2 separate regions of the Homo sapiens genome follow, and region 2 is linked to region 1. The links are chromatin loops, found by intact Hi-C in ENCODE. Cell type or tissue: Caco-2. All regions are shown on one strand. Each heading gives the region's core, and the rest is flanking DNA. Links, peaks and the distances in the headings are about the cores only. Region 1 holds the start of ACER3-AS1 (ACER antisense RNA 1). Region 2 overlaps ACER3 (alkaline ceramidase 3).

Region 1 (2,914 bases), core at 125-2,624:
TCGAGAAAAAGAAAAAGAAAGGGGAATTCTAGGCAGAGTGAATAGCATTGCAAAGGCAAGCAATAAATGGATGTGTTAATATGTGTGGGGCAATAAACAGAGTGAGAAATGCCTGCAGTTAGAGGATCACAGAGGAACTTTATAAAGCTTATAAAGAGGAACTTTATACCATACTGTGTGAGAAGGCTAGACTTCATCCATAAAAAGATGGTCTCCTGTGTTAGCCAACTGCTAATGTTATTCTGGTGCCTACTACATGCCAGGCATGGCTCTGAATGCCTTACATGAATTAACTCATATAATTCTGAGACACTGAGATAAAGGAGTTGCCCAAAGTCTCACAAACAAGGAACCTGAGGTTCAAAGGGATGGAGTAAGTGGCAGATTTGTCCTCTTTACCAAACTTGCTACTCAACAGCCATGACATCAACAAGGAGACAGGTTATGTTGACCTGGACTTACCGTGAGGTGAGCTGGAGGAGGTGGTATTTGAGCTGTGTCCTGAGAGACAAGGGATCAGGGCCAGCAGAGGCTGGCAAAGTTTAAGGTGCATGGGCTCCAGGATGCCTGATGAAAAAGAACCATAGAGAGAAATGCCCAATACTTCACAGCAAGTCAAAGCCCTCAGGCTGCACAGTGTGGCATCCAAGAACAGAGGTGAGCGAGCCAGCACCGCCCTTGGGAACAGGGCCTTGCCCAACACCTTTTCCTTTACATCAGAAGTTGGCTGTGATCCAAGATCTTCTATCCGTTTTATCAGAGTAAACGCAAACTTCTTTGAAACAAGATTTATTGTTACATTAAGAAGATTATTTTTCTTTCCAGAAATGATGGGGGATGCTTAACTTTTTTAACTAGTATTTGTGTAGCACGTTAACATAAACAGGATTCTCTCCTTATTTCATTGAAAAATGAATGTTAACTTTCTCAATTTTTCAAATGAGGATATTGAAACCTAGGAGATTAACTCAGGAAAGAAGCTGGGGCTCAAACTCAGTTATTCAGACTCCAAATTCTGTTTTCATTCATTTTTTTATTCTTTCATTCATTGAAAAAAAAATATTGCATTCCCCAAATGTGCCAGGCACAGGACTGCGCACTGAGTAGACAGTTGACGGTAAAAGAGACATAGCTTATCTCGCAAGCCCTCTTCTCACAGTGCCTCTAACACAGAAGCAGGAATAAGTGAAGAGCAATATACTATATAATACTCTAGTATTTCTTATCAGCACTCAGTGATTACATCCACACTTTTGCAGGGTTCTCACACTTGCATTTGTAGTTCACTGCTCCCATTCTTTCACTGAATGCCTGCTTTGTGCTAGACATTGTGTATGGACTGTAATACACAAGCAATAGGGTTCGGTGCAATAACACCTATGTGCAAAATACCTGGAAGTATTTATTGAGCACACACTCTTCGAAAAGCAGTCTTTCAGCAAATATTTATCGGCACCTTGATAATCCTAACAGCTAATATTTACTGAATACTATGTGCCAAGGACCATAGTAAATTCTTTACACACATTATCATTTGGTCTTCACAGTAACTCTTCAGAGGCAGGTATTTGAGAGCTTAAGTCAACGTGCTCAAAATCACAACACTAGAAAGCAGTGGCAGTGGAATTTGAATCCAGGCAGCCAGCATTTCCTACTACTCGGCTGTCCTAACCTCCCACCCTATGCAGGGTGCTGGTAATACAACGGTGAAGACTGGTGTGATCCCTATCCTTAAAATGCTTACAGCCTAGGAGGGAAGATAATCTTTAAACAAATCACATGCTGAGAATGTCTAACAGGGTACCTGGTCTCCTTTGGGCTTCATTCAAGCTTCCCCAAGAATATGCCTTGTCAAGTGGACCCAGAGACTGAGTTCTTAAGTAGACAGAGCAGGGAGAGAGACATCAATCCAGGCAGGGGGACAGCACAAGGAAAAGCTCTGAGGTAGCAAGAGGTCTGGCAGTCTGAGGCTGTCACTGGGCTGAGGGCAAGGCCAGGTGGATCACAGGGAAGCTAAGGAAAAGAGCATGAGAAGCGGCATAAATCTACGTAATTCAAAGGTTTTTCCAGCTGCGGGAGGGGAGAGGTCGGCCGAGAGCAAGATGGTGTGTAGAGACACCAAGCAGGACGCTACTTCATGTGAGGCGGGAATGTTAGTTTGGATCAACCTGTTGATAGAGGGAATGAAAGCAGGTAGGTTGATGAAAAATGCAGAAGAGAGAATCAACGGGGCTTGGGTGGGGAAACGAGGGGAAGGAGGGAGTCAAGCAAGGTTTTGGGCTTGAACAACCCAGGGGATGGCAGCACTCCGGGACAGCTTGGGGGAGGAAGATGAGAGTTCAAGTAGCATCCAAGGTGGCTGTGGACAGCCATATGGAGCTGTTAAGTCAGGCGGCTGGATGGACATGTGGCTCTGGAGCTCGGAGGTCCTAACAGTGAAGGAGACCATCTTGGACAAAGGTGAAATGAGTGTCTAAGTCAGAGCCCTAGAGGCCTTCCACTATTAAAGGTTATTATTAGAGAGGTCAGGTGCGGTGGCTCACACCTGTAATCCCAGCACTTTGGGAAGCCAAGGCGGGAGGATCACTTGAGCCCAAGAGTTTGAGCTCAAGCCTGGACAATATGGCAAGACACTGTCTCTACAAAAAATAGAAAAAATTAGCCAAGCACTGTGGCACATGCCTGTGGTCCCAGCTATTTGGGAGGCTGAGGTGGGAGGATCACCTGAGCCTGGGAAGTGCGGACTGCAGTGAGCCACGATCACACCACTGCATTCCAGCCTAGGTGACAGAGTCTGACCCTGTCTCAAAAAAAAAGAAGAAGGAGAAAGGAAGAAAGAAGAAGAAGAAGAAGAAGAGGAGGGGGGAAGGGGAGGGGGAAGAGGGAGGAGGAGGGGGAGGAGGGGGATATGGGA
Region 2 (2,914 bases), core at 268-2,767, 73 kb before region 1:
AAGAATATACCTAGCATCCAGATCTTGTTTTCTAAAAATCATTCTTCTTTAAAAGGAACCAGGGCTGATTCCAAGGGCTGGGGCAGAAAAAAAAAAAAGGACAATATCAGCCTAGATCATCTTTTTATGCCAGAAAAAATGGAAAGGCTCAAAAAATTATGGGAATATGTCAAAAGGACACTGAAGCCAACTTGAAGAGGTTCCTGCTGGCCAAATATGGGGCAATTTGAGCATCAAAATAAATGGTAATGGGTTATAATAGTTATAATGTAACCCGATGAGTAATATGGGAAATCTGAGTCCATACTAGATAATAAATGATGTATTAAATGAAATAATACATGAGTATAAATAAATGAATAAAGAAAAAGTTTGATGTTAAAGAGTATATTTACATAGTTTCAAAGTACCTTTCCACAAAATACTTAAAAAGGGGAGAAAGAATACCTTTACAGTGGAGAAGCCAAGTGGGAAACACCTTAATCAAGCAACCTAATCATCACTAATGGGACAAATCAAAATTATATGTGTTAATGGAAAAACTAAACCCTGTCAAATATCTTTATTTTATTATTTTTAATTTTTATTATTATTATTTTTTGAGATGGAGTTTCACCCTTGTCACTTAGGCTGGCATGCAGTGGTGTAATCTTGGCTCACGGCAACCTCTGCCTCCCAGGTTCAAGTGATTCTCCTGCCTCAGCCTCCCGAGTAGCTGGGGTTACAGGCGTGCACCACCATGCCCAGCTAATTTTTTTTTTTTTTTTTTGAGATGGAGTCTCACTCTGTCGCCCAGAGTGACACTGGAATGTAGTGTGATCTCGGCTCACTGCAACCTCTGCCTCCCAGGTTCAAGCGATTCTCCTGCCTCAGCCTCCTGAGTAGCTGGGGTTATAAGCACCCGCCACCATGCCTCGCTAATTTTTGTATTTTTAGTAGAGACGGGGTTTCACCACATTGGCCAGGCTGGTCTTGAACTCTTGACCTCAGATGATCCACCCACCTGGCCTCCCAAAGTGCTGGGAATACAGGCGTGAGCCACTGTGCCTGGCCTGTCAAGTATTTTTTAAAGGTTTATTCTGAGCCAATATTAGTGACCATGGCATGGTGTGATACTGGTGGGCTGGGGGAAGTCCCCAAACAGCAGTGGACCTCTATCCTAGCCAATGTCTAGGCTCTTGGCACCATCACAAGAATGAATTCAAGGACAAGTCGAAAAATAATGAAAGTAAAGAAATTTATTGCAAAGAGTAAAAGTACACACTCAAGGGAGTGCAGGTGTACTTGAGAGAGTGTCATGCAGTGGGGTTTGGGGCTGCTACCTTTATGTGTTTCTCTAACCAAGGAATGGAATATTCATGAAAATTCCTGGAAAAAGGTAGAGATTTATCAGAACTGTGGTGCCACCCAATAGGTGTTCCTGGAACTGTCATAGTGAGGGAGAAGAAAAGGAAAAATTAGTTAGGTAAACGGTTAAGGCTGGTCCTTGGAAAAGCTGCCTGCCTGAAAAATCACAGCTACAGGCAAGATAGAGCAGCTTGGAGAAAAACTCAGACTGTAGAAGCTGCCTGCCTGAAAAATCGCAGCTACAGTGCACCTGCACAGATAAGCCACAGATAAGCAGGCAAGGCAGGAAAAGTCCAGCATAGAAGCCTTTTGCTCTTTGTATGATTAGCGAGCTCCCAGGAAGTTTCCTCCCCTTTTCAGACATGTACACAGTGGGCCCCATGGAAACTTGCAGAGGGAGGAGGGGGGCTTACTTTAAACAAAACCACAATTATACAAACAAAAAGTTTCACTTTATGCTTACCTAGAGACATACCCACAACTACATAAAGGGAAGTTATGCATAGATAAGTTTCTCAAACACTTACAGACATGAGAGCAGTTTCTTGTGAAAGCTTTTCAATTCAGCTTTTCTTCTTTTGCTTATTAAACTTTTCCTCCAACCTCATTCTTTGGGTCCACACTCCTTAATTTTCTTGAGACCACAAGCTCGGATAACACATTAGACAACGAGACCAGTGACCCTGACCTATTTCAATGGTGCTGCTGGGTTTGTGGTTTAGTATGTTAATGAGCATATAATGAGGTCCTAGGTGAAACCTCGGTCAAATCCAGTGACATGCTGGATCCAATCGGTCTTAGCCAGCTTGGTCCACACCCTGTTTTTCAGGATCTTACCAGCCCAAAGACTCTAAGTCATGTGAAATTGCTGCCTGGAATTTCTTCTCCACCCTGTATTATTCCTATCTCAGGACAATAGAGTCTCAAGAGGTCCTTTGATTTCCTTGTCATGTGATGCTATACCAAAGTCAGGTTGAAAAGTAAGCCACATTATGCTGCGTTAAGAAAAGAAACCTGGTCAAGTAGCCAAGATGGCCAAATAGGAACAGCTCCAGTCTACAACTCTCGGCGTTAGCGACACAGAAGACGGGTGACTTCTGCATTTCCAACTGAGGTACCGGGTTCATCTCACTGGGGAGTGCCGGACATTGGGTGCAGGTCAGTGGGTGCAGTGCATGTGCGTGAGCCAAAGCAGGGCGAGGCATCGCCTCACCCAGGAAGTGCAAGGGGTCAGGGAATTCCCTTTCCTAGTCAAAGAAAGGGGTGACCGATGGCACCTGGAAAATCAGGTCACTCCCACCCTAATACTGCACTTTCCCAATGGGCTTAACAAACCGCACACCAGGAGATTATATCCCGCACCTGGCTCGGAGGGTCCTACGCCCACGGAGCCTCTCTCACTGCTAGCACAGCAGTCTGAGATCAAATTGCAAGGCAGCAGTGAGGCTGGGGGAGGGGCGCCTGCCATTGCCGAGGCTTGAGTAGGTAAACAAAGCGGCCGGGAAGCTCGAACTGGATGAAGCCCACCACAGCTCAAGGAGGCCTGCCTGCCTCTATAGGCTCCACC

What was found. Peaks named below come from ENCODE experiments on the same cell type or tissue, not always from the same donor. Only the 100,000 strongest peaks of a DNase experiment are listed, where the experiment ranks them.
Region 2: it touches region 1 in a loop (7-fold over the local background); 5 of 110 quality-filtered maps call a loop at or near these places.

The regions. Positions count from the first base shown.
Region 1 is chr11:77,035,106-77,038,019 of GRCh38, forward strand. All of the region lies in intron 1 of B3GNT6 (UDP-GlcNAc:betaGal beta-1,3-N-acetylglucosaminyltransferase 6), which reads left to right. ACER3-AS1 (ACER antisense RNA 1) reads right to left here and starts at 579. Exons shown (of 3, transcript XR_007062792.1): 1 at 463-579. In Caco-2, for the core only: no CTCF peak of the experiment used is centred there; DNase peaks (open chromatin) are centred at 1,296 and 1,634.
Region 2 is chr11:76,961,466-76,964,379 of GRCh38, forward strand. All of the region lies in intron 3 of ACER3 (alkaline ceramidase 3), which reads left to right. All of the region lies in intron 1 of ACER3-AS1 (ACER antisense RNA 1), which reads right to left. Among named protein-coding and RNA genes, the nearest start is that of B3GNT6, 71 kb to the right of the region's middle. RefSeq lists a silencer at 1,656-1,715 and an enhancer at 1,937-2,914. In Caco-2, for the core only: no CTCF peak of the experiment used is centred there; DNase peaks (open chromatin) are centred at 1,656 and 2,116.